Regions from separate parts of the Homo sapiens genome. Here region 2 is linked to region 1. A link is an interaction called in ENCODE POLR2A ChIA-PET data of the cell type or tissue named here. Cell type or tissue: GM12878. All regions are shown on one strand. Links, peaks and the distances in the headings refer to the core of each region. The heading gives the core; the rest is flanking DNA.

Region 1 (5,371 bases), core at 307-5,306:
CTCCCTCCCTATCCCTGTTTCCCTCTCAAGCCCTGCGTAAGTGAAGGGGGCACTGGGCTCCAAACCTTCTGGGGCAGCTGCTGCTGGGTGGTCTGCTGCTGCTGCTGCATGACCTTGGGGATGGCGGCGGACGGCTCCTGAGCCTTCCCTTCCTTGAACTCGCTGACCTTGTGGCGGTAGTAGGCATGGTAAGGGTCATTGGGGTTCAGAAAGTTGAACTTGGGGTTGTTGATCTCGTTCTGTCGGATCCTAGCTTCAAATTCAGGCCCGTTTCTGGAGGAAGAAAAAACAACAAGAATAAACACCACTCCCTTGTGCCTGCTGTGATCTAGAACACTGCCCATTGGAACGTCCTTCTTGCCACCACCCACTGCTCAAACCAGCCCATCCCTCAGCAGACGTCCTCCTCTAGCTTCCTGGCATTGGCGATCAGTGCCATCTGCCTCATTCAGCTTGAACCAGGCCACCTCTGCCACAGGGTTTCCCTGAACCCAGTCATTCCTTAGCTCCTTTTCCAGTTCTGCCATTTCCAAAACCATCTAGGCTATCGCTCATTTCTTTTAATAAAATTTACTTTAAAAAAAATCTATTTAAGATGGAGAATACATATTACTACTTCAAATAAAAAAAAATCAGTATGCCTTTACCAACAAAAGGTAGTCAAAAGTGAACATAATGAAAACAAAGTAATACTGTCAAAGTTTAGCTGGAAGTTTGCTGAGACTAATTCTCTTAGTTCAAAGGGGTAGCAAGTGCTGGAGAGGTGTAAAAGGTACATGAGCACCAAACCTAGACTTTGTCCTCTGAGTAACAAGAAAGACTGAAAGACATGAAAATTTAGTTGATTTGAGCCTGGGCAACAAGAAAAGACCCTAACTCTACAAAAAAATATAAAAATAAATTAACTGGGCATGGTGGTGTGTGCCTCTAGTCCCAGCTACTCAGGAGGCTGAGGTGGGAGGATCACTTGTGCCCAGGAGTCTGAGGCTGCAGTGGGCTAGAATCGTGTCACCGTATTCCAGCCTGGAAAACAGAGCAAGACCCTGTCTTTAAGAAACAAACAAACAAACAAAAAACAAATAGTTGGTTTAACGCCTTGTCCAAGTACTCCCTAAAACCACCCCCATTATACTGGTGAGGCCCACACAGGAAACATCCTCAGCAAAAACCCAGACTCGTACAGCTGTATAAGGCACCTTCAGATGACAGGGGTGTGGTAAGATCAGCAGGGAGGTCTCCAACCACTGTCTGTACCTGGGATGGTTCCCCAGATATGCCCCATGTCCCCAGCAAGCCTTCAAAACCTCAGGATAATGAAAAAATGTCCCTATAATGATGTTTAGGGAACCCTGATTTTTAAAATGTCCCAACAGTAATATTCAAAGTGCCACACTTATATACAACACCTGTGTCAGTCAGAAAGTACACGGACCTTAAAGACACAAGATATGAACACGTTCAAGTCTCAGGTTCACTGCTGACTCACTCTGACCCACAGCAAGTTACCAAACTACTCTTTGCTTCCATTTCCCCATGTGTAAAATGCAGCTAACACCAGTTTCCCTTTCTACCTTGAAACATTATTGAGGAGATGCCAAAGTGTTTTTGTTTTATAGACAGGGTCTCACTCTGTCACCCAGGCTGGAGTGCAGTGGTACAATCTCAGCTCACTGCAACCTCCACCTCCTGGGCTCAAGGGATCCTCCCACCTCAGCCTCCTGAGTAGCTGGGACTACAGGCATATACCACCATGCTCGGCTAATTTTTTTTTTACATTTTGTAGAGACGGGGTTTCACCATGTTGCTCAGGCTGGTCTCAAACTCCTGCGCTTAAGCGCCTTGGCCTCCCAAAGTGATAGGATTATAGGCGTGAGCCACTGAACCCAGCCCTCAAAGTCTTTTCAAATCGTACAGTGGCCTGCAAATGCAAGGGGCTAGGAGGGGTTGTTCCATAAACATTGTCTGTGGGGCCTTCCATTGCTCCTCTGGCGAGAACCTTGTACTTAGAACTGCCCCAAACACACCAAGGCATGGCCCCGGCATCTGGTGCCAGCTAGCCAGCTCCACTCTTCAGACTTTCATATCCCTGGCCTGTGAGTTTAAGAGGGGGTGGGAGCCCGGCACAGTGGCGCACACTTGTAGTCCCAGCTACTCAGGAGGCTGAGGCGAGAGGATCACTTGAGCCCAGAAGATCATACCCAAGCCTGGGCAACAAAATGAAATTTCACCTCTGAAAACAAAAATTTTTTAAATTTTTTTTAAGACAGATGGCAGGAGACAGGGTACAGGCAGTGCTGTGCCCCAGATCAACCACCACAGCAATTATGTGCCACACTAGTGATCGACACCCAGGCTGGCTCCTCAGCAAGTCGTGGTCATACCCTGCCGTGTAACTAACACCATGAGGTCTCAATTTGACAGTATATTAGTCTAACTGGAACCTCATGCTTTGGAAAAAAAATTCTCCCTACTCCTTAAATAATGCAAACCACACATAAGAATGAAGGTGAATGCACACTTAAATCCTGCTAAACTAGGCCACTATACCCAGCAAATGCCTCGGGCAGACAAAGGGCTCCTGGAAAAAGGGGCCCTGGTTGTCTCCTGTACCACTGCCTAAGCCATAACTTTACCCCATCTGGGAACAATCTGAAAAATAAAACAATGAGAAGGCTTGGCATGTTCATTCCAAGCTATTCAGTTGCTTTAAATTAGCTTAACGTTAATTTTAGAATCATACTCTCCACCAGAAGGAATAGATTTCAACAGAAAAAGACATGATTCTGACTCAACCCAGCTGGTGGGACTTTTTAAGGGTAATTTCCACTTCAGTTTCTTGACAGGAACATGCAGGAAATGAAAAGGCCTAACCTAGCGAAAAAACTTTTGGAAAACCGCTCAGTTGTGCATTTCTACTGCATGCTCCATAAATATACGTGAACCCAGGAGAAGTGAAGCACAGAGTTCTGCATGCCTGCTTTAACTCGGATATTGGTCTCTTTGTTGCAATGTAAACGATAAGTTCACAGATTTTATTTATTTATTTACTTTTGAGGCGGAGTCTCGCTCCGTCACCCAGGTGGGAGTGCAGTGGCACAATCTTGGCTCACTGCAACCTCTGCCTCCCGGGTTCAAACGATTCTTCTGCCTCAGCCTCCCAAGTAGCTGGGACTACAGGCGCCCGCCACCACACCTGGCTAATTTTTTGTATTTTTAGTAGAGACGAGGTTTCACTATGCTGGCCAGGCTGGTCTTGAACTCCTGACCTCAGGTGATCTGCCCACCTCAGTTTCCCAAAGTGCTGGGATTACAGGTGTAAGCCACCACACTGGCTCACAGATTTTAGAAATGCCTACAAAAGCAATCACCATAGCTAAAAATCAATCTAGGGATGTGCATGGTTTTGGATTTTTTTCTTTCTTTTTTTTTTTTTTTTTGAGATAGGGTCTTGCTCTATCGCCCCAGGCTGGAGTACGCTGGCATGATCATACCCTTGACCTCTCAGGCTCAAGTGATCCTCCCAAGTGGCTAGAAATACAGATATGCGCCACCATGCCCAGCTAATTTTTTTATTTTTTGTAGAGACAGGGGTCTCACTATATTGCCTACACTGGTGTCCAAGTCCTGGGTTCAAGCGATCCTCCCACCCTGGCCTCCCAAAGTGCTGGGATTACAGGCGTGAGCCACCTAACCTGGTCATATATATTTAAAGGGACCTTGGATATCCTCTTATTTCTTTAGCAGCAGAGGATGGCACAAAATTATTGGAAAGCTACTTGGCAAAATGTTTAAGAAATCTTTTAAGGATGCTCTTTTAGCCAATAATGAGCCACACAGAATTTTCTTCTAAGGAAACGATCTAAAAGGGAAAGAAAATGCTCAGAGATTTCCCCACAGCTTAATTTGCCAAAATGAAATGTTGGGAACAGGCCAGGTGCGGTGGTCACTGCCTGTAATCCCAGCCACCTTGTGGTGGCTGAGACATGAGGATCACTTGAGGCCAGGAGTTCAAGACCAACCTGAGCAACACAGAAAGACCCCATCTATACAAAAAAACTAAAAAAAATAAAAAAAATAAAAAAAAAATTAGCTGGGTGTGGTGGCAGGCACCTGTAGTCCTAGCTACTCAGGAAGCTGAGGTGGGAGGATAACTTGAGCCCAGGAGTTCAAGGCTGCAGTGAGCTGTTATCATGCCACTGCACTCCTGCCTGCGTGTCAGAACGAGACTCTGTCTCTAAAAAAGAAATGTTGGAAACCTCCTCCTCTAAGGAAAATACAGAAATGGTGGCCAAGTCAAGGAAAGCCTTTCACCTCTACATGGTGCATCCCCTTAATAAAGGACCACAGGGCATTATGAAGACCATGGAGCAAAATGGAAAAATGCTTACAACACAGAGTGGAATATCTTTACTAGTATTACAAGGATCTAAAAAAAGGATTCCAAGGACAGAAGGAAACAGAAAAATGTGAAAACAGCTGGTAGACACTACTCTGGTAATGAGAATATGGTGATTCTTCACCCAACTCCCCTTTTCTGTATATTCTGTTTTTAAAGTATCAGGGGAAAAGGGGAGGCATGAACACTGCTAAGAGCCATTAAACATTTATCTTAAACACAACACTGTCTAAATCTGACATGACCCAATCAACATCATCACAATGTTCAATCAAGCACAGAGAAGCTTTCAACCTAATACTCAAAGGTAATCAAAGCCCTTGAAATGTAATGAGATGAATCTGCAGAGCTGACATAGTGAAAGTCTAACCAAAGTAGGCTGGTGCCGTGGCTCACGCCTGTAATCCCAGCACTTTGGGAGGCCCAGGTCGGGGGATCATTAAGTCAAGAGACTGAGACCAGCCTGGCCAACACGGTGAAACCACGTCTCTACTAAAAATACAAAAATTACCTGGGCGTGGTGGCGCACGCCTGTTGTCCCAGCTACTCGGGAGGCTGAGGCAGGAGAATCACTTGAACCCAGGAGGCAGAGGTTGCAGTGAGTTGAGACTGCACCACTGCACTCCAGCCTGGCAACAGAGTGAGACTCCATGTCATTTAAAAAAAAAAAAAAGAAAGTCTAACCAAAGTAATCTTTATGTCTAATTTTATTAGGTTGGGAAAGGAAGGACCATCCGTTAAATGATGCATACTGACTGAGACACTGCCTCAGGGGGGTGACGTGGTCCCTGGAGAACACATGCTGATTGGGCCTGCTTCCACACATGAAGGAACTGTCCAGAAATCCAGACTGATTGTGAAATCTCATTTTTACTTGTTTTGTTTTTTTTGAGACAGGGTCTCACTGTCACCCAGGCTAGAGTCCATGGCTCACTATAGCTTCAACCTTCTGGGCCCAACCGATCCTCTTGCCTC
Region 2 (5,320 bases), core at 321-5,320, 930 kb before region 1:
TTGAGGCCAGAGGTCGAGGCTGCCATGAGCCATGACACCACTACACTCCAGCCTGGGTGACACAAAGTGAGATCCTCTCTCCAAAAAAAAAAAAAAAGAAAAGAAAAAAAAAGAAACTTAGAGGCCACTCTGGATTGAAGCAACAGGAACCATGGAAGCTACAAAGGTTCTGAGGAAGACAAAAGCATCAAAAACATGATGGCAGGCTCTGCTCAGCCAGGGAGCTAAAAACCCAGTGGAAGGCAAAGCTGTCCTCAGCTACCCTCACTCAACAAAAGACCCTTAAAAGGCTCAGTGCAATAGAACCTGAGTACTTAAGGCTTGCGGGGTGAGAGCAGGATTTGTGGATTCCCACATGGAGGCCTTTCCTGTTTTCCTCAAACCTCTAAGACAGCTTGCTCAGGATTTCACTTCCTGAGACACAAGTGGTTGCTCAGCTCTGAAAATGGGAATTCAGCTGCTCCATGAGAGCTCAAGCATGAAATCAATTGTTCTGAAGAACTTCATGATGTGAGAAAAACAAATGAGGAAGTAGGGTTGTCTGGTCCTGCCATGGACAGATAGTCAGGACCCTGATAACAGGTTAGGAGGGCAGATGTCATTTCCTGACCCCTTCTCTCTCTTTTTTTGAGATGGAGTCTCGCTCTGTCACCCAGGCTGGAGTGCAGTGGCCCCATCTCAGCTCACTGCAACTTCTGCCTCCCGGGTTCCAGCAATTCTCCTGCCTCAGCATACCGGGTAGCAGGGACTACAGGCACGTGCCGTCATGCCTGGCTAATTTTTGTATTTTTAGTAGAGATGGGGTTTCACCATGTTGGCCAGGCTGGTCTTGAAATCCTGACTTCGTGGTCTGCCCTCCTCAGCCTCCCAAAGCCTTGGGATTACAGGCATGAGCCACTGCAGATGGTTTTTTGCTTTTTTTTTTTTTTTTTTTTTTTTGAGACGAAGTCTCACTCTGTCTCCCGGGCTGGAGTGCAACGGTGCGATCTCGGCTCACCACAACTTCCACATCCCGGGTTCAAGCAATTCTCCTGCCTCAACCTCCCAGATAGCTGGAACTACAGGCGGGCACCATCATACCCTCCTAATTTTTGTATTTTTAGTAGAGACGGGGTTTCACCACGTTGGCCTGGGTGGTCTTAAACTCCTGACCTCAGGTGATCCACCTGCCTTGGCCTCCCAAAGTGCTGGGATTACAGGCGTGATCCACCGTGCCCAGCCCCCCTGAGCCCTTCTCTAAGCCCAGTCCCATACTAACTTGTTCCCACACATTTTCTTATTTCATCCTCACAACTCTGCATTTCCCTCCATTTCGCAGTGAGCAAATGGAGGCTGTGAGAGGCTCAGTAACGTAAACCCAATGCCAGCAGGTGGTAGGACTGAAACTCAAAACCAGGTCTGCTAGCTCCAAAGCCCATGCTCTCAATCCCTATGCTTGGGCCTACCCAAGATACTCACTTTGCTTTCCTAAACCTGTTTCCTTGTCTCTTTGGCTGGAGCATTGAACCCAGGCATGTCTGTCCACACATCTCTCTTCCCAAAAGAAATCCACTAAAAAACCCCAACCCCAAAATAAAAAAATTAGCTCGGCATAGTGGCACGTGCCTGTAGTCCCAGCTACTTGGGAGAATTGCTTGAACCCAGGAGGCTGCAGTGAGCAGAGATCTTCCCATTGCACTCCAGCCTGGGTGACAGAGACTCTGTCTCAAAAAAAACAAACAAACAACAAAACCCACCCCTGGGACTCCAATACACTCAGCACTACGTTCACCCTGTGGCTCACTAAGCCCCACAAGACTGATCCCTGTGTACCTCTCCAATTGCTTTCTCTCTTTTTTCAATTAGTTGCCCAGGCTAGACTCGAACTCCTGGGCTCAAGCAAGTAATCCTCCCACCCAAGCCACCACCTGGGGCGCCACTGTGCCTGGCTCTAACCTCTTCTTGTATCACCCTCCTCGGTAGCTCATGCCCACTACCTTCCTTTCCCCAAATGTGTCACAGGCACAGCACTCACTCCTTCCCCTTCCTATCCCCCATCGATCTGGCCAGCTCCACCCAGAGCTCTCCCACAGTCCCCCCTGGACCCAGTACACTTCAGTGTGGTTACTACTCTACAGACTGTCTTCCCTGCTCAACCTTGAGCAACACCAGGTCAGAGGCTCTGTTTCTCTTCCACTGCACATGGTAGGTTCTCAGTAAAAACCAGCTAGACCAATACATGAAATGCCTGATAAGGGGCAGACTTCGGGTCCTGGATCAGCTGATCCAACAACAGACTCTTTTCATCTGGTCGGCAGGCATGTGTCAGTATCACTTGGAAGGAAGGAGGGAGGAAGGAAGGGCTGGCCAGAAAGATGCTTACAGGGTCAAAGCACATTTGTCAGCTACGACAACATCCTCCATTTCCTTAAAAGCAGAAACAACCAAAATATCCAACGATATAAGCCTAGCTTAGCAAATTTCAGTGTAGCTACTCAATAGACTCAATCCAAGGTGGGTGGATCACTTGAGGTCAGGAGTTTGAGACCAGCCTGGCCAACATGGTGAAACCCCATCTCTACTAAAAATACAAAAAACTGCCAGGTGCAGTGGCTCACACCTGTAATCCTAGCACTTTGGGAGGCTGAGGCTGGTGGATCACCTGAGGTTGGGAGTTTGAGACCAGCCTGACAAGTATGGAGAAACGCCATCTCTACCAAAAATACAAAATTAGCCAGGCATGGTGGTGCATGCCTGTAATCCCATGACTTGGGAGGCTGAGGCAGAAGAATCGCTCGAACCCAGGAGGCAGAGGTTGCAGTGAGCCAATATTGGTGCCATTGTACTCGTGCCTGGGCAACAAGAGCAAAACTCAGTCTCAAATAAATAAATAAATTAGCTGGGCATAGTGGCGGGCACATGTAATCCCAGCTATTCCAGAAACTGAGGCAGGAGAATCACTTGAACCTGGGAGGCAGAGGTTGCAGTGAGCCAAGATCGCGCCACTGCACTCCAGCTTGGGCGACAAGAGTGAAACTCCATCTCAAAAAAAAGAAAAACATGTGCCGTTGGATAAGGACACACAGGTACATGGACGGAAACACACACATACACACACACACACACACTCTCTCTCTGCTGTGGGGATGCTGATAGGATTGTGTGTCTTCTTTCCCCTGGAAACAAAAACATAATTATTTTAGCACTTGGAGCTAATGTTCTTCCCTTTCTGAGCTCTAAAAGGAGTGGTCAATTTCTTATATCATCAACAGTTCAATTTTCTAGATCTACCACAAGCTCTAGGTCATTCCTGCCACATGTTTCCAGGCCTTCATTCCCACCCCTACTCCCTACCGCCATAGGAGGAAAACAGAAGGGACAGGAAGAGAAAGCGTAGGACAAGGCCCATTATTAAACAAGTAATACCTTTCTTGGTCGTGGTGAAATATTTTGAGTCAGTCATTTTGGTCCCTTATCTGTAGCCAGGCTTCTGCAAGAGAGAGAAGAGAGGGGTGACTTTCAGTTATGCTCCATCCCATCTTCAGTTATGGTGCAGAGGGAGGAGGAGAAGGATCCAGAACACATGTGGTACAGGAAAACAGCTGCTTATCTATTTCCTGGAGAAACAAACTTTAGATCATGGCAGATTAGATTTTGAAAAGTAATTCTGAGGAATCTATCAACTTTTTTTTTTTTCTTCAGAGATGGGATCTCACCATGTTGCCCAGGCTGGTCTCAAACTCCTGGGCTCAGCCAATCCTCCTGCCTCGGCCTCCCAAAGTGCTGGGATTACAGGTGTGAGCCACCACACCTGATCCCATCAAATTTTTGAATGTGCCTCTTCTAGAAATCTTTCCCACAAAAATATCTGCACAAGGATGGACGGGCTTACAGCAGCCCCTTTGTGGGACCCACTTTGCTCAGCACTGTCCTAAATGCTTGGCACACATTAACTCATTAGAAGCCTCATCACAGCATCATCAAGGCACGATGTTACCCTATACAGTCAAATGAGATTAGAAAATACCAAGCTTAAAAGGCTAGGGAGACTTCTCCCCATGACTTCTCTAAGCTGCTAAAACAGTAACATGTATGATTCATCTGTGGAAAGGGCTAGAATCTATAGCAGTTCCCAAATCTACCTGGCCAAATTTCTTACAGGCTCTCTCAGGACATCTCCTAGAGCAAAGCTCACGGTGTAAAGTACTATTGTAAGACAATAAGGGCCAGGTGCTATAGCTCATGCCTGTAATCCCAGCCAAGGCACGTGGATCACCTGAGGTCAGGAGATCGAGACCAGATGAAACCCATCTCTACTAAAAATACAAAAAATTAGCTGGGCGTGGTGGTGCGTGCCTGTAATCCCAGTTACTCAGGAGGCTGAGGCGGAAAAATCACTGGAACCCGGGAGACGGAGGCTGCAGTGAGCCAAGATAGCACCACTGCACTTCAGCCTGGGAGACAGAATCCTGCTTTGTCTCAGAAAAAAAAAAGACCATAGGACAAAGAAAGTAGTGAAGCTCCGCCATTCATTCAACAAAAATTTACTGAGCATCTACTGTGTACCTCAATAGTTCTTCTGGGCAACAGATGAAAGAAAAGAAGTTACACAGGAACAAAGATACCCTGGATACATGGCCAAGGCTTCTAGGATGGTTCTAAGATTTATTAAGAATCTATCATTTACCGAGCCCCTATTAAAGGCAGGAGCTTCACCCACATTACCTCATTTAATCTTGTCAATAATATAACTGCTTTGAATCCCATTTTACAGAAAATGAGAAAAGGACTCAGGGATGTTGCATAATTTGCCCAAGGTCAAATGGCTTGTAAGTGGCTGGGCTGGGAGACCATCTCAGGTCTACCTGAGCTTAGTTCCTATGCTCTATCGATGAAGGAATTCTGCTTCCCGCTTCTGAAAAGGAGGACAATTCCTTGACAGTGGCTAAGGACAAAGTAAAAAAAAAAAAAAAAAAAAAAATTGAGGCTGGACGCAGTGGTGCACACCTGTAGTCCCATCTACTCGGGAGGCTGAATCACTTGAACCCAGGAGGCGGAGGTTGCAGTGAGCCAAGATTGAGCCACAGCACTCCAGCGTGGTGACAGAGCAAGACTCTGTCTCCCTGTCCCTCCCACCCCCCCCCCCGCAAAATTGAGACTTTCAAGTACAGCCTTCCAATCCTATCTGTAGTTTTTATATGTTATAGAAAACCACACAACTCCAGGCCAGGCGCGGTGGCTCACGCCTGTAATCCCAGCACTTTGGGAGGCCCAGGCGGGCGGATCACGAGGTCAGGAGATCGAGACCATCCTGGCTAACACAGTGAAACCCCGTCTCTAC

What was found. Peaks named below come from ENCODE experiments on the same cell type or tissue, not always from the same donor. Only the 100,000 strongest peaks of a DNase experiment are listed, where the experiment ranks them.
Region 2: POLR2A ChIA-PET joins it to region 1 with 8 read pairs; 4 of 35 experiments call an interaction of 5 or more read pairs at or near these places.

What each region holds. Positions count from the first base shown.
Region 1 is chr22:30,346,247-30,351,617 of GRCh38, forward strand. It overlaps SF3A1 (splicing factor 3a subunit 1), which reads right to left. Exons shown (of 16, transcript NM_005877.6): 3 at 66-273. Among named protein-coding and RNA genes, the nearest start is that of SF3A1, 8.0 kb to the right of the region's middle. In GM12878, for the core only: no CTCF peak of the experiment used is centred there; no DNase peak of the experiment used is centred there; H3K4me3 peaks cover 2,104 bases; H3K27ac peaks cover 2,934 bases.
Region 2 is chr22:29,419,720-29,425,039 of GRCh38, forward strand. It overlaps a transcript of RFPL1 not described here. Among named protein-coding and RNA genes, the nearest start is that of RFPL1, 16 kb to the right of the region's middle. In GM12878, for the core only: no CTCF peak of the experiment used is centred there; no DNase peak of the experiment used is centred there.